Regions from separate parts of the Homo sapiens genome. Here regions 1 and 2 are each linked to region 3. The links are chromatin loops, found by intact Hi-C in ENCODE. Cell type or tissue: heart left ventricle. All regions are shown on one strand. Links, peaks and the distances in the headings refer to the core of each region. The heading gives the core; the rest is flanking DNA.

What was found. Hi-C counts contacts between places; a loop is a spot of excess contacts. Peaks named below come from ENCODE experiments on the same cell type or tissue, not always from the same donor. Only the 100,000 strongest peaks of a DNase experiment are listed, where the experiment ranks them.
Region 1: it touches region 3 in a loop (5-fold over the local background); 3 of 110 quality-filtered maps call a loop at or near these places.
Region 2: it touches region 3 in a loop (7-fold over the local background); 3 of 110 quality-filtered maps call a loop at or near these places.

The regions. Positions count from the first base shown.
Region 1 is chr11:96,478,479-96,486,926 of GRCh38, reverse strand. The region is part of intron 1 of JRKL-AS1 (JRKL antisense RNA 1); the gene reads left to right. Among named protein-coding and RNA genes, the nearest start is that of JRKL-AS1, 24 kb to the left of the region's middle. In heart left ventricle, for the core only: no CTCF peak of the experiment used is centred there; no DNase peak of the experiment used is centred there; H3K27ac peaks cover 411 bases.
Region 2 is chr11:96,860,139-96,868,586 of GRCh38, reverse strand. No RefSeq gene overlaps it. Among named protein-coding and RNA genes, the nearest start is that of LINC02737, 360 kb to the right of the region's middle. In heart left ventricle, for the core only: no CTCF peak of the experiment used is centred there; a DNase peak (open chromatin) is centred at 4,826; H3K27ac peaks cover 485 bases.
Region 3 is chr11:96,617,727-96,626,174 of GRCh38, reverse strand. No RefSeq gene overlaps it. Among named protein-coding and RNA genes, the nearest start is that of LINC02737, 110 kb to the right of the region's middle. In heart left ventricle, for the core only: no CTCF peak of the experiment used is centred there; no DNase peak of the experiment used is centred there; H3K27ac peaks cover 2,905 bases.

The sequences.
Region 1 (8,448 bases), core at 88-8,087, 140 kb after region 3:
ACCTCAGTTGGAAACGCAGAAATCACCTGCCTTCTGTGTTGATCTCACTAGGAGCTGCAGACCAGAGGTGTTGCTATTCAGCCATCTTGCCAGCAATCGGCTTTTGTTTTTTTTGTTTTTTTTTGTTTTTTTGTCGCCCAGAGTGGAGTGCAATGGCATGATCTTGGCTTACTGCAACCTCTGCCTCCCGGGTTCACATGATTCTCCTGCCTCAGCCTCCCAAGTAGCTGGAATTACAAGTGCACACCATCACACCCGGCTAATTTTTTGTATTTTTAGTAGAGGGGGTTTCACTATGTTGACCAGACTGGTCTCGAACTTCTGACCTCGTGTTCTGCCTGCCTTGGCCTCCCAAAGTGCTGGGATTACACGCATGAGCCACCACACCCGGCCATGATTGACCTACTTCTAGGCAATGATGTAAAGAGAAGTCCACTGAAGACTTAGGGTTGGGGTATTTTTCCTTCCACATAAGAAAGAAACATAGAAGAAAATGTTCTATTTTTGCCCCTTCTCTCTTCCTTCCTGCTTGATATGATTCTGTGTTAGAATGTAGTATCTGGAGCTATGGCAGCTATCCTGAGATGATGAGATGAAAAATCTGAGGACAAAATGTCAACACATTGAGAATGCAGTGAGAATAAATGGAAATAACCTAATTTCTTGATGGTGATGTTGGGTGCTTGAAGTATACAGAGAACATCTAACATCAGGCTACTTGTTAAACAAACAAGAAATGTCCTCATGTTTTAGTCACTATTAGAGTATTCTCTTATTTGAAACTGAATCTAAGTAATAGAAGCACAATTATCCTCTAGGTAAGAGTAAATTTCTCCCAGATTTTGAATTTTTTTCTGTGAGTCTTTGTTCTCAATATTGCTGTAGGGTTTCATCTTTTTTCCTTTATCTTCTCAAAGTTTTTAGTAAAAATTTAGAAAAGTCTACTACACTAGGAGCAACTAGAAAAATTCTAGTTTAAATTAAAATTTTATATTCAGATTTTAATGACTTCACTCTCAAAGAGATTTTAAAGTCTCTGGAGTGGGTTTCCCCCTCCCGCCCTCCTCTATTTCCCTTCCTTCTCTATATATGATGACTCAAATAATCATATTGTCTTTCATGTGGCTAGTGTCTTACAAAAAGATGTAATATGCATTAACACATTTAATCTTCAGATCAACTCAACAAATATTTATTGTATAATTAATAATCTCAAGTCCCTGTGCTAAATACTCTGAAGAATAAAAAGATGAGGTAGAGTTCCTGCACCCATGCAGCCTACAAGCTGGTTGAGCTGGCAATACATATCCACCTATCTCCAATATAACTGTGATTTGTGTAATTTGAAATATAAGCAATACATTTTCAAAGCAAGAAGAAGGAATTAATTTTCCAAAGGAGAAAATCATTGAGTTCATAGCACAAAAGGACATATCATCCAGACATTAGCTACTTCCTTGTCCTCTTTAAGCTACCACCGAAAGAGTCTATTCAATACAACGTAGTGAACAATGTAACACAGAAGAGATGATTAGATAGCATACACCTGAGTCCAGGTTCTATTAGAACTGACTAGACAATTTAGCATAAGTTAAAATGACCTCTATAAATGTCTCTTTGCTCGTCTAACAAGGAAATAACATCTACATTTCAGGGTTTATTGCAAGTTTCAAATGAAGAAACATATAATGCTCTCAGTACAAAGTTTGTCTTATGATGGAATTTTAAAGTTATTTTTCTGTTGCTGTTATCATTATCACTAGTAATACCAAAATGAGAATGAGTTTCTTTATGGCCAAGAGCAGCACACATGCCAAAAATGGGTTCAAATGTGAGATTAAAGGAAACAGATGAGGGATTAAAGTGTAAAAAAAATAATAAACCAAAAAAAAAGTTTAAAACTGAAAGAACACATTTTACCTTGTTCTCATTTCCATCTAAGTTTGTCACACTTATATATTGCTTACATTGCTTGGCAAGAAGTTATTTATCCAACCAATAAGTTACAGCCTATAGTACCACCAACATACGTGATTATAGAACCTCCCTTCTGTTCTAGCTTATTACTCTTGTGCCTGCTATATTTTAGGAAACTGGAAGTTTGAACCTTTTATCTGTGTTCTAATAAGATTTATTATTACATAGCTCTGGTAAGGCCAACAGATCAGGGGACAATTGCCATTGAAAAGATAGTTTGTGATCCATAGTGTTCAAGAGGAGAAGGCACATCACACCATGCAGGGACCTAGCATGGGGCTAGTCAAAAAGCAGAGGAGGAGGGGGAAACTGTAGACAAGATCCTTTATCATAGTTTCTACAGGAAGGAATGGGCAAGGCAGGATAAGCAAGCTTCATTTTGTCTAATTTGAACAATTTCAGCAGACTCCAGGACAGAGGGGCCAATCCTAGTTGTCATGTAGCTGGCCCTGGGGTGATAGGGTAGGTGGATAGTGACCTGGAGTGTGAGAGCTCAGTAAAGTAGGTGATTGAGGTTGTGGACTCTGAATTAATTGGTTGGTATTTGAAAAGCATGCTGAAGAAGGCAAGTGATTTATTCTCTCTAGGAATTGGCTAACCCTGGGAGAAGCACTCCCTTTAGGGCCAGCAAGGCCGCAGATGTCAAAGTTGAAAAGTACAGAAAATAAAAGGCATAGTTAAAACAGTAGGTGAAGTAAAAACAAATACAGATTTAGTATGGGTCATTAGAGACCTTCCCAATTTTTAAGCATAAAGTGCTTGAGATCTGGCCCATAAAACACTCTAGTCAGGACTTTTGGATGCTTATTTTCTAGTTCTCTTTTATGTTTCAGATGGTAGAAGCTGCTGATTAAGTAAAGTACTTTGATATAGTGTGTCACAGAAAATACCTTTATTTCCATTCAGAGGACTAGTCCAAATATACTGACCTAAATATTCAACACTCAATTGCTGCAAATAAGCTTCCTAAGTCTACATACTTAAGACATCCCCATACCTCATAAGAATATTTTTGTTTTAATTAATTTTGAGCTGCTTAAGTCACTGAAATCTCTTAACTAAAATTCATGCAGAAGACCATCCAGTGCCTGCAGCTTTTAAACATTTTCTTTCATCACTTATCTAGGGATGAAAAAGCTCTTCATCACATCCACAGATGACATGGCCACCAGAGGTGGAAAAGAAGGGTGAGTCATTCACCCTTAGAAGATAAATTAGATTTCCAAATGACCCTGGCAGCAGAAGGAGGCAGAAATAAAAATAATGACTTTCAACCAGCACAAAAGTGCATTTTGAAATGAGAAACAAAGTGCAAAAACTCCAGATGAGAAACAGCTGACATTATGCAGCTACAAAAAGAGAGTTACAGATAGAGCTGACCTCAAGCTAAACAGGTGTCAAGAATGGTTCTGTCATTGGTGAAAAAAAAAAAAAAATGTGTTCTCAGGATGCATAAATAAAAGAAGCAGTAACATGAAGAATTCATGCAGCATTTCTGGACTATGTAGCTAAACTAATTCAAGGGAGATGTGTGGAATTTGGAGTGGATTCAAAGGAGAGCAACTATGATTTTGGAAAAGTTTTTTAAAAAAAGAACTGTTTAAACTTGGTAAAAGAAAGTTAATTAGGATTCTCAGGTGTCAGTTCATGTATTCCCAGAAGAGGTAGTTGCCTACATGGAGGGAAGGTGCTCTTGCCTAAAAATATTTCTGCCCAGTTGCCACAGCTCTGAAATTCTAACATTAAGATGTTATTCATTTAATAACAAAAGAGGTAATCTAGATTGAAGCTATACTGTCTGCATGAATATACTAGTCACTAACTTGAAAGTAGCCTCTGATTCAATTCCTCTAATGATGGAGCATTTCCTTTCTCATGATAATGGTAATCAGATGATGATGAAGATGATCCTTTATCATTCACTGACAACCTGCTGTGGGCTACACATTTTGCTAAATGTTTTAAAAGCATGGTAACATTCTCGGTGGGGCGTGGTGGCTCCCGCCTGTGATCCCAGCACTTTGGGAGGCCGAGGTGGTTGGATCACGAGGTCAGGAGATCGAGAGCATCCTGGCTACCACGGTGAAACCCTGTCTCTACTAAAAATACAAAAAATTAGCCAGGCGTGGTGGCACGTGCCTGTAGTCCCAGCTACTTGGGAGGCTGAGGCAGGAGAATCACTTGAACCAGGGAGGCAGAGCTTGCAGTGAGTCGAGCTCGCACCTCTGCACTCCAGCCTTGGCAACAGAGCGAGATTCTGTCTCAAACAAACAAACAAACAAAAAAGGATAGTAACATTCAACCCTATTTTTCAATGGGGAAATGGCAGCCTAGAATGGTTTTAGTACTTACCTAATATTGCACAAGTGGTGGAATGGATAATCGAATGTGTGCAGTAAGATTTTGGAGTCACTGCTGTTGACTACTACACTATGCTGCTTCCCATTCAATTGATAAGGAAACCAAGGCTCAGAAAAATTAAGCCACATTCCAAGGTTACATGCTGATAAAGCCCAGAGCTTGGCTCTGTACACAGGTCTGCCTGACTCCAGAGCCTCAGCATGTTCACCATCAAGCCACAGTCCTTTCTTGCTGACATTGAGGAACAATCTTATACATGCGCCATGCTCTCCTTCAAGCTTATTCTGTATAGAATTATTACAAATTGAAGAACATGGGAGGCTCTTAATAAATTTCCTTGAATAAAATAATTGAATTTATGTAACAGCAAGCTGCATTATGAAAAAAAGTGAAAGCTATAAAAATTAAGTTTCATGAACAGAAACAAATCTAAAAAAAAAATACTCTCTTTTGCCACAATTTGTTTCCCAGAAAAGATAACAGTATCCAAGTCCTTTATAGCTATTTGTGTAACCTTGAAAGGGTTTCCTCTAAATCTGGTCACTGCATCATGGCCAACTCATTTAATATTTGGTTTTTGTTATGACAAGGAGATGGCAGGAATTCAAAGTCCTGTCCACTAGGAAATGGATAGAGATAGCCAAGTCACTGCTATCAACAGTCAATTTCACTCACTGTTAAACTGGATTCTGACCAAGGCTTAAGTAAAAAAGACCTTGAAAACTTAGCCATTCGATTCAGCTTTGAGCCTGACTTTAAATATTCTCCACCAAGATTACCATGTTTAAACATTTGGTAAAACCCTCCCTTCAATAAGAAGTGTGAATCAGGGAGCGCTCAAGGAGTCCTAAAGGAAGACGAAGTGGACTGTGAAATTCTCAAATATAATTATAAACTTAATAGTGTGTATATTCAATTCTGATTGGTGTATAATCACTTAACTAATAGAAAGAAACTAATTTGCCATTACAGCTGTTTTGAAATTACATTTAAAGGCAAAATCACAGTGCACTGGGAATTGCAGCCACAGAGCCACTGACTAGTTTTGCTTTGGAAAAAAAAAAAAAAAAAAGACTATTTCTCTCTCATTTCTCCATTAATACTTGCTAGTTGCTACAAACAGAAACTAAAAATAGAATTAGCATCGAAGTCCTGCAACAGCAATGACTAAATCAATGGATTGGCATGTTACCACAAGCTTGTTTCAGAGATCAGGGGCTGAGGTAGCACTTACTAAGCTTTGATGAAAACTGGTTTGTGGAATTACTTTTCACTAGGACCTAAATGCTGAAAATCACTTAAAACAGGTTCAAAGAATTGGGAATACTGACAAAATCCTTCTTATTCATGTTTATGTTTGACAAAAACAGCAGACCTATTCATGAGTCGTCACACCTCTTGAAAGCAAAACATCAGCTTATAACTTTGACAAATTAAGAGATTGTGACAAGTGAGATCAACACAGTATCTGACATTCAGTATTTAGAGTAGATTAATTCATGTATATTTAAATTATCAGTAATGATTCCTATATATATGTATAAGGTAACATCTTTATGTAAATCCTAATTATAAAACAGGATTACTCAACTTTAGCACTATGAAAATTTTTAGTCAAATAATTCTTTTTTGTTGGGGGCTGTCCTGCACATTGTAGGATCTTAGCAGGATCCCTGTCCTCTACCCACCAGATGCATGTGGTACATACATCCCTGCACCACCAGTTGTGCCAACCAACAGTGTCTCCAAACATTGCCAAGTGACTCTTGGGTAGCAAACTAGTCCCTAGTTGAGGACCAATGGTATAAAGTAACATTAGTTGCATATTACGAGTTAAAATGGCAGTACCACCACCATATCGTATATGCGGACAAATTTAAGGAAGAATAATTAATTTTAACTGACTTGTATAGTAGCCACAAAATGGTTTAATTTCTCAGGAGAAAATATCAGCTGTTATTATTAGAACTTCAGAGTCTCAGAATCTATTTATGGACCAAAGCTAACAGCTTTTTTTAAAAAAAAGATTAAAATAATAGAGAATATACTAGTCCAGCAGTTAAGGGACAGCCCAGAACACAGGGGGCAGAGAATGGTGCTCATCTAGTGATATTTGGTTGAAAACAAGCTGACTTGGCCCTGCTGAATCTAAGTCCCCTTACCCCTGCACCCCAAAATTAATCGATGGCTGAAGTCAACATTTTTTATTTTTATCTTAAACAAGAGAAATGTTAATCACATCACTTCTTCATTTCTAAAAACATAATCTATACCCTTAGACCAGGCAAAGTGTATGCAGCTGAATCCAGACTATAAAGCTGGTTTTTCTCTGCTGATTTACAATAGATTTTTACGACCTTGAACTACTTTTTCTTATTTAAGTTCTTCTCGTCTCTTAAAAATTGAGCTAATAGCACAAGCATATACCATTCTCCTTAATAATGATCATATATACTGGTTTTAAGACCTTCTTGATAAGTTCTCTAAGGTATTTTGAGGTGTTCAGTGATAAATGAAGAAATAAACTTTAATATTAAAAAGGATCTTTTATTCCACTGTGCAGACTGCAGAAATGTATAACTAATCATTAAAACATGGCCACCTTTGTTAGACTTAATATTGTTTTAAGCCAGTGCTTTCCAATCAACCAACCAAAGACATGTGGCAGGAAAAAATATACTTGCCCTGGAAGTCAGCAAACCTGGTTATAGGCCTCGTTCTGCCATTGGCTGCCTGGGTGAGCAGTTATCAGCTTTTAGCCTTTACTTTCACATAGGTATAATTAAATGGGCAAAATAAATGGTCTCTAAGTAATATTCAACTCTAAAAGTCCACAATTCTTTGTGTTTATTTTCTTCTTATATATATTTCACACTACACTTTCAGTTAGGGGAGAAGGAAATGACACTTCCTCTCAAATATCTCAGAATCTTTTTTGTTGTGGTTCTTTTTTATTGATACATAATGTTTGTACATATTTACAGGGTACTTGTGATATTTTATTACATGCGAAGACTGTACAATGATCAAGTTAGGATATTTGGGGTGTCCATCAAATCAAGAATTTACCATTTCTAAGTATTGGGAACATATCAAGTCCTTTCTTCTAGCTGTTTTGAAAAATACAATACATCATTGTTAACTATAGTCACCCTGCTCTGCTATCAAATATTAGAACTTAATCCTTCTAACTGTATGTTTTTACCCATTAATAAACCTCTTTTTATCCACCCCGCACTCACACATCCTTCCCAGCCTCTGGTAAATATAATTCCATTCTCTCTCTCCATGACATCAACTTTTTTAGTATCCACATACGAATGAGAACATGCAATATTTGTGCCTGGCTTATTTCACTTAACATAATAATAACCAGTTCCATTTACCAGTGCCATGATTTCTTTCTTTTTATGGCCAAATCACATTCTATTTTGCATATAAACCACATATTTTCTTATCCATTTGTCCCCTGATAGGTACTTAAGTTGATTCCATATCTTTACCATTGTAATCAAACAGCAAAGATTACAATAAAGAGAAGAGTGCAGGTATCATTTTGATACACTGATCTTTTCCTTTGGATGAAGAACCAGTAGTGGAATTGCTGGATCTTATGGTAGTTCTATTGTTAGTTTTTTGATAAAAAAATTTTTAGTTTTTTGATCGCCATGCTGTTTTCCATAGAGGCCATATTAATTTACATTCCCAGCAACGGTGTATGAGTTCTCTTTTCTCTGCATCCTTGCCAGCATCTGTTATGTATTGTCTTTTTATTAATAGCCATTCTAACTGGGATAATATCTCATTGTGGTTTTGATTTGCCTTTCCCAGATGATTAGTGATGTTGAGAATTGTTTCAATACCTGTTGGGCATTTAAATTTTCTTTTAATAAATGTCTATTCACATTTTTGCCCACTTTTTAATGAGACTATGTGGTTGGGGTTGTGGAATTGTTTGAGTTTCTTACACGTTTTGGATTTTAGTATGTTCTCAAACAAATATTTTACAAAATATTTTCTCCAATTCAACAGATTGTCTTTTCACTTTGTTAATTGTTTCTTTTGCTAGGCAGATGTCTTTTAGTTTAATATAGTTCCATTTGTCTATTT
Region 2 (8,448 bases), core at 88-8,087, 240 kb before region 3:
GCTGTTATTCCCCCCAAAACTAACCACCCTTTGGCCAAACTTAAGGAAAATGAAGTTCTCTATAAGACTATTTCTCTATTCTGTAGCCCTATCTGGCATGTGCACAAGGCTTTGGGTGCCTAGAAACTCACCTTTGAGTACTGGAGGCTCAATGTTGTCCTACCACTCTTGGAATTGGTGGAACCAGATGTTGTGACAGTCACAGAAGCTATTGCTCAAGCTAAGTGAACTTGGTGTGTAGCAATTAATATTACAAATGGTTTTTTCAGCATCTCCTTCAAATCAGATTATCAGGATCAATTTGCCTTTATGTGGAATGGATTCCAATATACTGTAATGTTTCCTTAATGCTACCTAAATTATCTGGCTATCTGTCATCAACAGATAGGTCATAACCCTGAAAAATGTCACTCCTAGACAAAATACTAGCCTTCCACTATATTAATGACATCCCCTGGTGGGCATAGACAAGGCCATCACCCAACAAAAACTGGATGCCTTCTTGACCCACAAGTGACAACATGGCCAGTCCATTACTAAAAAGTATAAGGATCTAGCAACTAAGTAAAATTCCTGGGCATAATCCAGGAAGGTGCACAATTCTAGAGCAGACAATTATGAAGCATTTGACTCTCTCTACATGAAAAAATAGAAAGAAAGAGGACCCCTAACCCACAAGATTCCCTTAGAAGGATCTTCCAACGGGCCACTCAAGTTACTCCCCTAACCCATCCAGGCCCCACCAATTCATATTTGCTGTTTGAGTTACAGGTTTTATCAACCTTCCAGTTTGACAATTGAAACCTATGGCAGAAGAATACTACCACAGGTTAGAGGTATTTGTTGGGCCTTTGGACTCCTAGGCTCCCCAAGTCAGCTTAAGGGCATGCACGCTTTAAGAGATTATTATTGGCTTGCCATTGTGCCTTGGTGGTTACTGAGTGTATGGCCCATGGTCATGAAGTAATCTTGTAACTAGAGATCCCAGTCACACCTTGGGCCTGAACATAGCCCTCAAATTGTCAAGTGGAGAAAGCTAAGAAATTATCTCTAGTGAAATAGAATTGGTACATAGAGAAGTGGGTAAAATCTGGCCAGGATGTGCTTTAACACCATAAAAAAAGCTTGCAACACCATAAAAAAAAGCTTCAGGAGTGCTCCTCTACCCCTAGGCATATGCTCAAAGAGCCACTGCCTCCACTGTCCCAGAGGAAACACAGATATAGAAACCTCCTGGACCACTGATAGGCCTTGTTCACTGAGAGCTCTTCCCAGTTAACTTATACCAGGATGGAAAAGGGTATAGCTGCCATCTGATCTGAGAGAGGCCTGTCCCTCACTGAGCGCAGTAAAGGATGCTCAGCACAATGAATAGCACTTCATGTAGTGTGGATGGCTATCCAGGCCACCCCAGCTGATGAGATATGCTACATTTTCACTGACTCACAGGCTGTGACCAATGTCTTGGCCATTTGGTTAGGCCACTGGCAGGTCTGAGTGCCATATAAACAAGCTTCCCTGTAGGGGTGAGACATTTAGAAAAAAAAATGCTCCATTCCTAATAAGGTTTTCTTATCAAGGTTGATGATCACCAGAAAGGCTCTCAGACTGACAAAGGGGAATATAATCAATGAGCAGACCATGTTTGTCAGCTAAACTCAGAGACTGAATTGTGCCCTAATCCAGAACAAGCAGATGTTCAACCTATTGCCTTCTGGATCCATGAGAAATTTGGATACCATCCTAGACTGGCCTACATGCATAGACTGCCTCTGTGGTCTGAACATGCCAACATAGCATGGAAAAGGTTTTCCTCCAGCCAGACCATGGCCAAAGCTAAAAATGCTGCCTGGGAAAAAATCTCTCCAGCCAATGACCAAGGAGTTTCCAATGAATAGATCACATTGGGCCCCTCATCCAATCAAGAAGATTCCACTAGATCCTGACTGTAGCTGATACTTTCTCTGAATTTACTCAGGCATCCTTGTGCATCCCACTGACTCAGGCCACACTATCCAGATCACTGAAGACCATATGTGTCTTGTTCAGGTTTTCCGAGTAGATTTTATTTGATAATGGCTTTAAATTGTGGCCCAAGTTCCATATCAACAGGCCCAGTCACAGGACATACAATGAATTCTTTATATTCCATATCACTTCCAAGCTGCAATAATGATTGAGCATTTTCATGGATAATTAAAATACAGACTTAAGTGGCTGATAGCACAAGTAAAGATAATCCCCGCCTGGACGTCGGAGGAAAGCAGTCTGGGGTCTCAATGCTGCATTTCTCTGAAAGGGTACTTTTAATTCATGCTCTATGTGTTACTGTCTGACCTCTTCCTTCAATTGTACACCCCTTTTCAATAATTATTGACAGCTGGGTCTCTGGAGGGGACCCTGCAAGGGCCTTCTTTCCCCTTCACTCTCTTTCTTAAAACTCAAATACTTGAAAGATTAGAATGGCTATTAAACAATGAGGAGTGGGAGACGGTAACCTCCTCTATTTACCACCTGGGTGCACAAGTTGGATTTTTTGCCTACAAGGACTTCAAAAATAATGAACATCAATTTGAGTTCTCTAGTTCAATATTTTCCTTAAGGGGGCCCACGTGCTTTTTCCCATGTAGCCCCATGGGATCAGTATCAGAATACAAAATGTTACTGAACCACAAAAAGATAGGACAGAAGACTTTCATGTATCATCCTAGGAGATGGATTAAGAGTTCTATCCTTGCTCACGGTACAGGAAAGACTGCCCACGTTGCATTCAATAGGGAAAGGTCTCCTTAACTGACACCAGGTGAACACCTTCTAACCTAATAGCCTGTGCAGGACAGGAAGGGTAGAGGCATCTAACCTCTTCTCTCTCTCCTGCAGAAGAGCCTGTGATTCTTGCTTTGCCAAATTTGTTGCTTTCTCTTTCACCATCTCCCAGAGGGTTAGATTGCCAGGAAGAGCAGGATGTCAGCATTTCTGGTTTTACCACAAGCTCCCCGTTGTGGAGGTTAAGTTCTGGATGAGTGTGAATAAAAGGAGCAAATTGTGATAAAAGGCAATTGGGAGGAAATTGTTAGGTTCATCTGAGATATAGGTTAAACTGCAAGTCAGCTGGTTTACTGGAGAGAATCGGGAAAAGACACAGCTGAGAATATCCACCTTGGGGTCAAAACAAATCTCAAAAACTGACTGCAAAGGTAATTATCCCTTCAAAAGAGACCAAATTTGATTGGATTTATCTGTAACGTAATTTATGGAACTAGACATTGTTAAAAACAGTAGAGCATCAGCCAACAATAAGTGGAGTTTAACAGCTGGGCATTGTCTGGAAAACAGTCAAAAAGACACTTGCCAAAAAAACACTGTCACCTTTGAGTGACTGTGGACATACCCAAGGCTGTACACCCTGAGAAGCACATCAGAGGCTTCATACTGCAGGACAGAAATAGACTTTACAAAAATAATCAAGCCAGTTACTAAACAGGTAAACAAGAAAACAGCAAGTATAAGATGAGGGGCAAGGAGAAGTATAGTACCAGTACCGAGAGCTGCTTTAAAAAAATCCAGTTTCCATGAGAATGGTCAATGGGTACAAAAATATAGTTACATAGAGTGAATAAGATGTAGTATTTAATAGCATAACATGGTGACTACAGTGAACAATAATTTAATATACCTTTTAAATAACTAAAAACTTAAAATTTGAATGTTTATAACACAAAGAAATGATAAATGCTTGAGGCAATGGATACTCCATTTATCCAGATGTGATTACTCATTGTACATCTGTATCTAAATATGTCATGTACCCTATAAATATATAAATCTACTATGTACCCATAAAAAATAAAATAACCAGTTTCCAGCAAAAATTACAAGACCTGCAGCAAAACAGGAACGTATGACCCAAACGCAAAGGGGGAATAAAAGCTTGCTATATATATTGCCTATTAGAGTGCAGAGATGTTAGATTTAAGAGACATAAAAATTCAAAGAAGCCATTATAAATATGTTGAAAGAACAAACCATAATTAAATAAATTAAGAAAATTATAATAATAATATTGCACCAAATAGTAAATATCCATAAAGAGATGTAAATTATAAAAAAGAACCGAATGGAAATTCTGGAATTAAAAAGTAGAATAATTTAAATGAAAATTCTACTAGAGATTAGAACTGGCAGAAAGAATTAGCAAACTTGAGGATAAATCAATAGAGATTATGCAATCTGAAGAACAGAGGGCAAAAAATAAAGAAAAATGAATGTAACCTCAGAAAAATACAGGACACCAGGAAGCATACCAACATACATGTAATAGGAATACCAAAAAGAGAAGAAACAGAGAAAAGAAAATGTAAAAAAAAATTTTTTAAACAATGAAAACATTCCCAATCTATTGAAAAACATTAATCTATATATTTAGGAAGCCCAACAAATTAGTATATAAAACATTATATACTATACATTATATACTGAGCTTCCTCTAGGAAGCTCAACAAACTCATTTTTACATCATAGGGAAAATACTGGAAGTGAGGGCAAGATGGCTAACTATATGCAGCCAGGTGGAACAGCTCCCATCAAGGGACCAAGATGACTGGCATGCTCCTAACAGATTTTCAGAAAGAAGGCATTGAAAGTGGATGGAGAGATGACGCAGAAGCTGAGCTAAAGGCGGAGAACACTGGGAACCCTACACAAGGCTACAGTGCACCTGGACTGATTCCTGGCCCCAAATGCCTCTGGGAGAACAAATGAGTTGAACTGGCAATGAGCAACCTGCTCTTGCCACAGGCCTCTGGAACCCTGGCAGACCTCCAGTTGGCAGGGAGAGCTGCATAGAGAAGTGGTAGCAGCAGGAAGACAGCTGATATGGAGCCCAGAGGGTTTGGTGCAGAAGCATCTGTAGGAGAGCACAGCCAGGAATGGCCATGCCCCTAGACCTGACTTGCTCCCATAAGAGACTAGCCAAAGGGGAACTGTCAGTCCCGAACACTACAGGCACCCTGGCACCTGCTACCACCTGCCACAGCTGCCACTATTGCTGCTGCCGGCACATGTGAACAAAGACAGATCCCACTGTCACTGCATTACAAAACGTGTTTGCTGACACCACCTATCAGAGAGTAGTAACCCATAATCTGGGAGCATGTCAGCCCCCACAGTGCAGTGGATTTCTAACCTCAAAGAGCCAGAGAACAATGTCAAGGCCCAATACAAGTCCCCTAGAGTTAGGGCATACAGTCCAGGAAGAGTTGGCAGCTGAGTGTGGGCACCCCAAAATCTTCCAGAAATGAAGTCAGTTGTCTGAATCTACCTTATACTACACTCAAACCCCCAAGGTCATCAAATAGGATGAAGGAAGAAACATACAAAGGTCAGCAACCTCAAAAATTGAAGAAAGATAAGCCCACAAAGATGAGAAAGAATGAGCACAAGAACCCTAACAACTCAAAAAGCCAGAATGCCTTTTTTTTTTCTCCAAATGACTACATCACCTCTCCAGCAAGACTTCTGAACTGGGCTGAGATGGCTAAAATTAAACAAATATAATTCAGAATATGAACAGAAACAAAGATCATTGAGCTACAGAACTACATTGAAACCCAATCCAAACAAGTTAAAAATCATGATAAAACAATGGAGGAGGTGACAAACAAAATGGCCAGTATAGAAAGAATGTAACCAAACTGATAGAGCTGAAAGACACACTACAAGAATTTCATAATGCAATTACAAGTATTAATAGCAGAATAGACCAAGTGAAGAAAAGAATCTCAGAGCATCAAGACTGGCTTTCTGAAATAGGAAATTCAAACATGAATAGAGAAAAAAGAATAAAAAGGAATGAAGAAAAACCTCAAGAAATGTGGGATTATATAGAAATAAAATCTATGACTCACTGATGTTCCTGAAAGAGATGGGAGAATGGAACCAACATGGAAAACATTTCAGGATATCATCCGTGAGAACTTCCCCAACCTAGCGAGACAGGCTAACATTCAAATTCAGGAACAGCAGAGAACCCCAGTAAGATATTCCTCAAGAAGCACATTCCCAAGACACATAATCACTAGATTCTTGAAGGTCAAAATAAAATTTAAAAATGTTAAACTCAGCTAGAGAAAGGACAGGTCACCTACAAAGGGAAGACCATCAAACTAACAGCAGACCTCTCAGCATAAACCCTACAAGCCAGAAAAGATTGGAGTCTTATAGTCAATGTTCTTAAAGAAAAGATATTCTGCCCCATAATTTCATATCTGGCCAAACTAAGCTTCATGAGCAAAGGAGAAATAAGATCCTTTCAGACAAGCAAATGCTGAGGGAATTCATTACCACTAGGCTTGCCTTACAAAAAATCCTGAGTGAAGCACTAAATATAACAAGGGAAGACCATTCCCAGCCACTACAAAAACACACTGAAGCACACAGATCAGTGACACAATAAAGCAACCACATAAATAAGTCTGCAAAATAACCAGCCAACATCATGATGACAGGATCAAATTTACACATATTTTATTAGTCCGTTTTCATGCTGCTGATAAAGATATACCCAAGACCGGGCAATTTACAAAAGAAAGGTTTTATTGGACTTACAGTTTCAGGTGGCTGGGGAAGGCTCACAATCATGGTGGAAGGCAAGGAGGAGCAAGTCACGTCTTACATGGATGGCAGCAGGCAAAGAAAGAGCTTGTGCAAGGAAACTTTCCCTTATAGAACCATTAGATCTTGTGAGACTTATTCACTATTACAAGAAGAGCATGGGAAAGACCTGCCCCCATGATTCAATTACCTCCCACCAGGTCTGTCCCACAACATGTTGGAATTCAAGAATGAGATTTGAGTGGAGACACAGCTAAACCATATCACATACCAATACTAACCTTGAATATAAATGGGCTAAATGTCCCAATTCAAAGACACAGAGTGGCAAGCTGGATAACAAACTAAGACCCATTGGAATGCTGTCTTCAAGAGACCCATCTAACATGCAGTGACACACATATAGCTTCAAATAAAAGATGGTGAAAAGCCCACCAAGCAAATGGGAAACAGAAAAAAAAGTAAGGGTTGTAATCCTAGTTTCAGACAAAACAGACTTTAAAACAACAAAGATCAAAAAAGACAAAGAAGGGCAATACAGAAGGGTAAAGAGCTCAATTCAACAAGAAGGTCTAACTGTCCTAAATATATATGCACCCAACACAGGAATACCCAGATTCATAAAGCAAGTTCTTAGAAACCTTCAAAAAGACTTTAACTCCCATACAATAATAGTGGAAGACTTTAACACCCCCCTGATAGTATTAGACAGATCACTGAAACAGAAAATTAACAAAGATATTCAGGACCTGAACTCAGCACTGGATCAAATGGACCTGATAGACATCTACAGAACTCTCCAACCAAAAACAACAGAATATATATATTTTCTTCATCTGCACGTGGCACACACTCTAAAATTTATCATATGATTGGAAGTAAAACACTTCTTAGCAAACGCAAAAGAACTGAAATCATAACAATCTCTCAGACCATAGTACCATCAAATTAGAAATTAAGACTTAAAAATATACTTAAAATCATACAATTAATTGAAAATTCAATAACCTGCTCCTGAATGACTTTTTGGTAAATAAATAAATTAAGGTAAAAACCAAGAAGTTCCTTGAAACTAATGAGAACAAAGATAGAACATACCAGAATCTCTGCGACACAGCTAAGGCAGTGTTAAGAGGCAGTTTTGTAGTACTAAAATGCCCACATCAAAAAGCTAGAAATATCTCAAGTTAACAAGCCAACATCACAACCGAAAGAACTAGAGAACCAAGAGCAAACCAACCCCAAAGCTAGCAGAAGACAAAAAATAACCAAAATCAAAGCTGAACTGAAACAGATTGAGATATGGAAAACCATTAAAAAAATCAGTAAATCCAGAAGTTGTTCTTTTAAGAAACAATTGATAAAATAGCTATCTAGACTAATAAAGAAGAAAAGAGAGAAGATTCAAATAAAAGCAATCAGAAATGACAAGAGGGATATTACCACTGACCTCATATAAATACAAATAACCATCAGGAAATATTATAATCATTTCTATGCACATAAAATAGAAAATCTGGGGGAAAAAAGGATAAATTCCTGGACACATACACCCTCCCAAGACTAAACCAGGAAGAAACTAAATCCCTGAACAGACCAATAATGAGTTCTGAAATTGAGGTGGTAATAAATAGCCTATCAACCAAAAAAAGGCTAGGATCAGACAGATTAATAGCTGAATTCTACCAGATATACAAAGAAAAGCTGGTACCCTTGCTGCTGAAACAATTCCAAAAAAAATGAGGAAGAGGGAGTCATCCCTAACTCATTCTATGAGGCCAGCATCATCCTGATATCAAAACCTGGCAGAGACACAACAACAACAAAAAAATACTT
Region 3 (8,448 bases), core at 320-8,319:
TTTTCTCTTTACTACAAAAGCCTGAACAAAATCAATCTCCTTACTTATCTGATTTTGGTTTTATAGTTATAATTTACAAAATTCAACCAATATAATTAATCAATGTAAGTGATCATACCTATTAAAAAACACTTTCTTAACTTCAATCCAGTTATAACTAAGTAAGAAGTTGGCTCAGAAGAAGAGCAAACTCATGCTACCACCTAATACAATTCATTATAATGGAGTAAAATTAAAGCATACTATTAAGATGAACTAAGTTGGGGACCCAGGAATATTAAAACTCTGCCTTGACCATCTCATCCCTCTTCTTCCAAAATCCCCAATGATGATACATTCATATAGTAAGCAAACCAAAGCAGAAAGAAATATTATTATCAGAGGAATGTTTGAACCATATTCTATTTTAAAATTCTAGTAGTTTGGCTGACTATGTAGAAAGCTTCTTTGTTTAAGTATAAGCAGCATCATAAACCAAAGTAGGCCCTAAGGCTGCTGTTTTGGCCACCAATGCCTAAACCCTACTCTCTGAAATTTCCATTCAAGTGGAACACCCACAATGCATGAATCAGTGGAAGAGGGAAAATGATTGTCTCATAAAATCTTATTTGTAACTTTAAGACTGCAACACCTTTAAAATTTGGGTAGAACAAGTGCCCTAGAAATGAAGAAATTCCAGATCGACACTTCTTTTTATAAGGCATGAAGAAAAGGAGACTAAGACAAATAGGATCTTCACTTTCCTCACACCAAAACCAGCAGTGAACAAGAATGGCTCCTAAAGATGGACTAGAAAAGACTTCTACCACTGAGCTTCTATCTGCTAAGTCAGTAAAGTTAACAGGATGATCAATACACCTAAGAAACTGAAAATTCTTATAATGTAGTGAGAACTGCAAAGTCTAATATAGTCTATATTGCTTTGGCTAAGAAATAATTGTTAATATATATTACATATTATGATATACATTATTAATATAATAAACGTGTGTTACTTTTTATCAGATATCTAGTCAGTTTACATAGAAATTGATTTAACTAAACTGTCATCCTCATTGCTTATAAAGACATACACTTATGAAAAAAAGGATAAAATCAATAGTTTTTTATTTTCCTTCATCTAAAAAATGGTCTTTAAAAGGCTACAAATCCATAGATCAGGTAAATAAAAAATACAAAAAAATCCCCTTGTATTTTTTTTTTTTTTTTTTGAGATGGAGTCTCGCTCTGTTGCCCAGGCTAGAGTGCAGTGACACAATCTCGGCTCACTGCCAGCTCCGCCTCCAGGGTTCACGCCATTCTCCTGCCTCAGCCTCCCCAGCGCTGGGACTACAGGTGCCCACCACCACGCCCGGCTAATTTTTTGTATTTTTAGTAGAGACGGGGTTTCACCGTGTTAGCCAGGATGGTCTCGATCTCCTGACCTCGTGATCCGCCCACCTCGGCCTCCCAAAGTGCTGGGATTACAAGCGTGAGCCACCACGCCCGGGATTCCCACTGTATTTCTTAAAGAAAAAAAGAAAATTGCTGTAATTCATCTTCTTTTTATTGATCTTGCTACTTATTCATTATATGGTCCTTAATAGGAAAAATTATTTGCATTTTAGAATTTGTTAGATTTTTTAAGTAATCATTTTGGAGTTTTTAGGGGGATTTTGTTGTTTTTTTTTTAGTTCTGGAAATTCTATAGAACCAAACATTAATATTCATTCCATCTTGGAACAAAATTTGGATGAGAAAAAGCAAGAGAGTTCTAAGTTTCCCCTCACCCTAGGAACCATGTAGAAGAAAGTCTGAACTCGCAGGGACGTTTACAGCAGGAGGCTCTTAAGGGCTGTTTCTAATCCAACCAACAATAAAACAAGTTTAAAGTCCAATGCAAGACTTTAAGTGTGATAGGATGATACAGAATAAAAAAGGATTTAAGTAGAAATAGAAAATGGCAACTGAGCTCCTGAGGCAGTAAAGAAATTTTTCTTTGCAGATGAAAGAGGATGTCTTATATCCTATCACTTTTCAAGTGGTATTCATAAAGCAAAAGCAAAAAACACTCAAAAGAAAAAACAGGAAAATGCCTCCTGTGCAGATGGAAAGACTCTTTTGTAAAAAAATAAAAATAGAAAGCCTTTATTCCTCTCTAAATCAAAGTCAGAAAAGAGAATCCCATAACCATGTAGAGTAGACTATTCAGATTCATACCTTCATCCAAATGAATCAGATACTAAGAAAAAGCAGTCTTGTAACCCTTGTAATTTTGTAAATTGGAAATCTAAAATTCTGTCTCTAAAGTTTGCTGTAACAGAATATTTTAGGTGCTACCATTATACTCTAGTATCTTTACACTCTACACGTGGTTCTACCTACATGTACACCTTTAACCACCTCCATGAGGAAGTGAGGCATCATCTATGCAGGCAAATGGCTATTAGCCCCCTTCATTTCTTTTAGGAACACTTTAAATCAGCCCTTTCCCAGCTAATTACCAAAGCATATAGGTAATCCCTTTATACACTATACAGAATATTTGCACCCCAGTTTCTTGTGAGAAAAATGTAACCCCGAGTTATCTGCAATTTAACCCTTATCAAAAGCCAGAATGCAGGCACGTTGTTTATGGATGTTGGTCTGAGAGCAGGCAGTCCGTCTACTTCTTCATCTATTCTAAATTGGCACTGAACATCAACATCAATCTTCAAGACTGGAGAACGTGCACCACATTGTTCTGGCCCTTTAAATAACTGCTCTAACTGAATTGAGCTTTTTCTCAATATCTTTAAACTATTTAAATAAACAGCTCACTCAGAGATAATCCTGCATCTGTCAGGGACAAGAGAAGTGATGCTTTTCTAATAAACTGATTGGTTTTAATTTATGGATATTCTAAACCTTAGAAATTATTTTATTCCATCTTTGTTTTGCCTGATAAATTTTAAAGCCAAATTTGCTTCTCACTTCTAGCAACTGTACAGAAGCATATAGAGTTGTCCCTCAGTATCCGGGGGGGTCGGGGGAAGAGATTGGTTGCAGGATGGCCCACGGATACCAAAATCTGCAAAGGCTCAAGTCCCTTGTTTAAAAAGGTGTAATGTTTGTATATAACCTATGCACATCCTCCAATATACTTTAAATCATCTATAGGTTACATATATTACTTAATACAATGTAAATGCTATGTAAATAGTGTTATACTGTTTTGGGTTATTTATTAGCAAGATTTTTATTGCTTTTCCTTTTTCCAACTATTTTGAATCCGCAGTTGGTTGAATCCTCGGATGCAGGACCTGGGGATACAAAAGGTTGAATGTACTAATCTGTACTAATCTAAATTCAGGTTTTATTATTTTTCTATTCATTTGTTTCTCTTTGGCCCTATTCCTCTTGTTTTTAGGTATAAGGTGCAATATGCTCCTTAATAGTAGAATTATTATTATTATTGGTATATCCTTCATTAAATGCCATATTGAATAGTAATTAAAGAAGATTTCTGGCAGGGTGCGGTGGTTCACGCCTGTAATCCCAGCACTTTGGGAGGCCGAGGCAGGGGGATCACGAGGTCAAGAGATCGAGACCATCTTGGCCAACATGGTGAAACCCCATCTCTACTAAAAATACAAAAAAATTAGCTAGGCATGGTGGCACATATCTGTTGGCTCAGCTACTTGGGAGACTGAGGCAACAGAATAGCCTGAACCCAGGAGGCAGAGGTTGCAGTGAGCCGAGATCGCGCTTCTGCACTCCAGCCTGGGGACACAGCGAGACTCTGTTGGAAAAAAAAAAGAAGCTTTCTAAAAATATAACTAAACTTCATGGAAATATTCAGAAATAGAACTGATAAATTATCATTGCTCATGTCTACTTTCAACTTTACCCTTTAATTAGCCAAGCACTTAGGTCATGCTGATTATATTACATTGTTTTAATGCCAATGCTCTTGTGCAATTTATATTTCAACACACTGAGAGTAAAGGTTTCTTCTTTAACAGTGCTAAAAATATTGTTTTCCTGGTGACATAATTAATGAGCCACCAGAAAAGCATGTCTATAACCAGGAAGGACATTAAATAAGAACTGACAGAGTCATATGATAAATTGCTATATTTTGACATCTAAAGGATTATTTTCAATTATTTTTCTTGGACAATTAAGCTTATTCAAATTCCATAATGGGTTGTGTCAGTCATCATCATACATAAAACACTTTGATGGTGTACACTAAGTTTTTTCTCCTCATACAAATATCTTAAGACCTGCAATTACACCTCATTAAACCTTGGCACCATAATTTGGAAGTCCCATTCATAATATTTACTCTAAAATTGTACTAAATAAATAACATGTATTATCTCTAAAGCATTCATGAACTTGTCTGCAGCAGAATATTTAAAATTGCATAAATTAGGTAGGGTTTCAACTGTCAGTAGAAGTTGATAAAATAAAATGATGAAAATTTTTTCCTTTTTCTGTCATAGAGAACATGTACTAGATCAATTTATTTCTGTTTTTATTGATGCATAATAGTTACACATATTTTAGGGGTACCTATGATATTTTGATACATACATACAATATGTAATCAGACTAATTGGGATATCCATCACCTCAAACATATGTCTTCACTATATGTTGGTAACATTCTAATTTTTCCAGCTATTTTGAACTATACATTATTGTTATCTATACCATATACTATCAAATGCAGAATCTTATTGCTTCTAATTATATTATACCCTTTAAGCAACCTCTCTTCCTACCTCCACCCCCACCTTCCCAGCCTCTGCTAACCACCATTCTACTCTTTAACTCAATGAGATCCACTTTTTTACCTCCCACAAATGAGATGAGAATGGCAATATTTCTCTTTTTCTGTGCCTGGCTTATTTCACTTAACATAATTAGACCTCCAATTCTATTCATGTTGCAGCATATGACAGAATGTCATTATCCTTCATATTTTTGTATTTCTCTAAAACAAGCAGATAATTAAGAAGCGAGAGGAGGAGGACAAGAAAATAAAGACAGGAAGGAAGGAAAAAAGAGAGAGAAATTCTACTATGTTCCATGTCAGATAAGAAATACTAAATTTTTCTCTTTGTTTTAGCTACCATACAAGCTGGCTAGTCTACCCATTCTAAAATTGCATTCATGTTCAGAAACTGTCTGAATGATGATAGCTTATGGAACTTTAAAAAATGCAGGTTTCTGAGTTCTATGCCTATTCTGTTACAGCAGGACTGTAAAGGGACCTGAGAATCTGTATTTTGAAGTTTTCAAGGTCAGTAAACACATGAAAAGGTGCTCAATATCATTAACTATCAGGGAATACTAACTTGAAAAAATGCAAAACCATTATATATCCACCAGGTTGTTTCAAAGAAGAAAAAAAAAGATAGAAACCAGAACTCATATACATAGTTGTTACAAACAAAAATTGGAACAACCAGTTCAGAAAACTGTTTGGTACGATCTTCTTCTGAACACTGAAAATGACAATTCCCATGACACAGCAATTTTACTCTTAGGTATGTAACCACAGAAATGTGAGCCAATGTTTTCCAGAAGACATAAACAAGTATAATAATAACAGCACTATATGTAATAGCCAAAAACTAGAAACAACTGAAATGCCTACCAAGAACAGAATAGGGAGATAAGTTTTAGTAGTACATAGAACTATGTTCATTAAAAATGTATATGGCAATGAATAAATTGAATAAACTACAGCTAAAAGCAAGAACATAGATGAATCTCACAAACATAATGTTGAGTGAAATAAGCCAGATGTTGAAAAACTACATATAGTATGATTCCATTCATATCATGTTCAATAATATTTGTAGAAAATATAACTTAGAGGAAATTACTATTTATAATTTATAAATGTATAATTTTTTATAATTTTAAATTTATATTTATTTTGTAATTTATATTTATTTTTATTTAATTTTTAATTTAATGCATAGATTTATAAATTATAAATTTATAAATTAACTATTTATATTTACACACAAAGATTTCTTACCAATCCAGTAAGGAAAAAACCTAAAATGTCCTAATATAAGTATGTGATTATGCAACACACAAAAAAGATATACAAATGAATAATATACCCATAAAAATGTATTCAACATCCATCAAAGAAATGTGACTAAATATCTGAGAGATCACATTTCGCCCATCAGGTTTGGAAGGATTTAGATATTTTACAAATCCTAGAATTGTTTAGGGTAAACAGGTACTATCCTGTAAAGTTGGTAGATGTCTACATTAGTATATGTCTGTAGGACAGTTTAAGAATATAAAGCGCATGCATAATGTTAATCCACTAAAGGCAAATATTTAGATTACTATTCTGCCACAGTATCTCAAACAGTGACCAATGCATGGTAGAGGCTAATATCTGCTGAATGAATGAATGAACTAAGAATAGGACAAGATGAAAAACTTACATTTGAACAAAAATTTTTCTACCACAGTCTTTATAGTAGAAAAAGGAAACAACATATATGTCTATCATTAGAATCCTTCTTCAGTACAATGAAAAATTAATCAAATATTAGATGCAATGATGTTCCCCTATTCATTAATACAGAAAGAGACCAGGGGAATGGAACCAAAACCAGGGGAATGGAACCAATAATGACATATTGAGTTAAAGGGAAGTTAAAGTATCATATATAACATTATTTTATGTAGAATTATTTGTAAATACTTATTTGTATATGCTTACAGAGAGATGTGTTTGGAAGGATAGTCACCAAAATATTAGCAGTGGTGCTTTCTGAATTATGCAACTTAGTGACATTTATATTTTCTCCTTTGCGTGTTATCTTATTTGAATGGCTTAATGACAGGCATGCATAATTTTAAAGTAATTTTTAAAAATTAAAACCAAATTATATTAAAATATACACTTATAATCACCTTTTAAAGCGTCTCCTATTTGCCATTGAGTTTTAACACTGACAAAAAGTCACTGGGTGTAGAAATTTAAACAGCCCTAATAAAAACAATGCCTAACATTAACATCCATCTATTTTATTTTAGAGCTTAATTTACCATCTGTTACATTCAAACTTCCCATCTCTTTACAATTCAATGTATGTTGTGGTAACTAGAAATCCAAATGTGTATCCAAAATAGACCATAAATGAAATATCCAAACATAAATTACATTTACTCAAACTGAATGCAAATGCCCACAGAACTTTTCTTGGATTAGCATCTGTTTCCTGCTTTGTTTTCATCTGCAAATATGAAAACTAAGTACTCCCTACTTCAAAATGGGCAAGAAGCCATTTTTATTTGCCTCAGGATAGTAAAGCGAGTTGCTAAAGAAATATTTGCTGCCCCAGCCTATGCACAATACTTCTAAATGGTGTTCCTGAGACACTAAAATGGATATTGATAAAATAAGGAGATTTTTATTGCACAGTGTCAGGTGTCTTATCAATGACTTATTTAACAAATATTGGGTGTCAAATATGTCCTCAGCATTGCATTAAATGCTATGAAAGGCAAAGAAAAAAGCATAAGAAAAAAATTTGTTCTTGAGATGTTCTCAATTATTTAGGAGTGATGAAACTCTTAGATAAGAAAAGGATTGAAACAATTTTAGACAGCCTATTATCAGGTGATAGACAAAGTGTGTGTGTGTGTGCTTGTGTGTGTCTGTGTGTGTGTCACTGAGAAAGTGGATTAATATTTCTTGAAACTTAAGGTCTAGAGATGCAAAAGCAAAAATAAAAAGATGTAAGGATGACTATTTAATAATGTACAGCTGACACAGATCAAAGCAAGTACAACTTTATTGATAAGTCCCACACCCCATACACTAAATTGAGTTTGTACTGAACACAAGAACAAAATCCATCACTCAGTATTCCCAAATGAATATTCAAGTTTTCACCAACAGTATACTATAAAACTATGCATTATTTTTAGAAGCTTACTACCTGAATTTATGTAAAAGAATAAAAGGCTTAGGAAGAACGTAATGTTGTAACAAAGTTATCGTGTACAATGTAAACATTTACATCCCACTGTGCTCTCTTTAGAGGGACCTTAGGATGCCTGGTTGACTAAGGCATTGAGAAATTGACAAATTTCTTAGTGAGAAAAGTATTGCATGCATTGGAAAGCTGTGTAGTTGCTGTTCTATGAGCGCGGGCATGATGTTAGGAGATGCTGCCATTGTAACCAGCATTCTGATTGTAATGAGAATAGTGGCATCTCAGAATGGTACAAGCTCCATGTCAGTACGCAACTCCAGAGGCAAAGGACGCAGAATTGACATAATAGGAAATAAAATCACAGTGAGAATCAAAAGGTTTTGACCTATGGTCTTGGACTTTTGGTTATGGAAAGTTGTTCACATTATCCCTAGAAAGAAAACTGGTAGGAATATGACTAAACTATTATTTGATCCAGGTAACCTGAGGAGCTCCATTT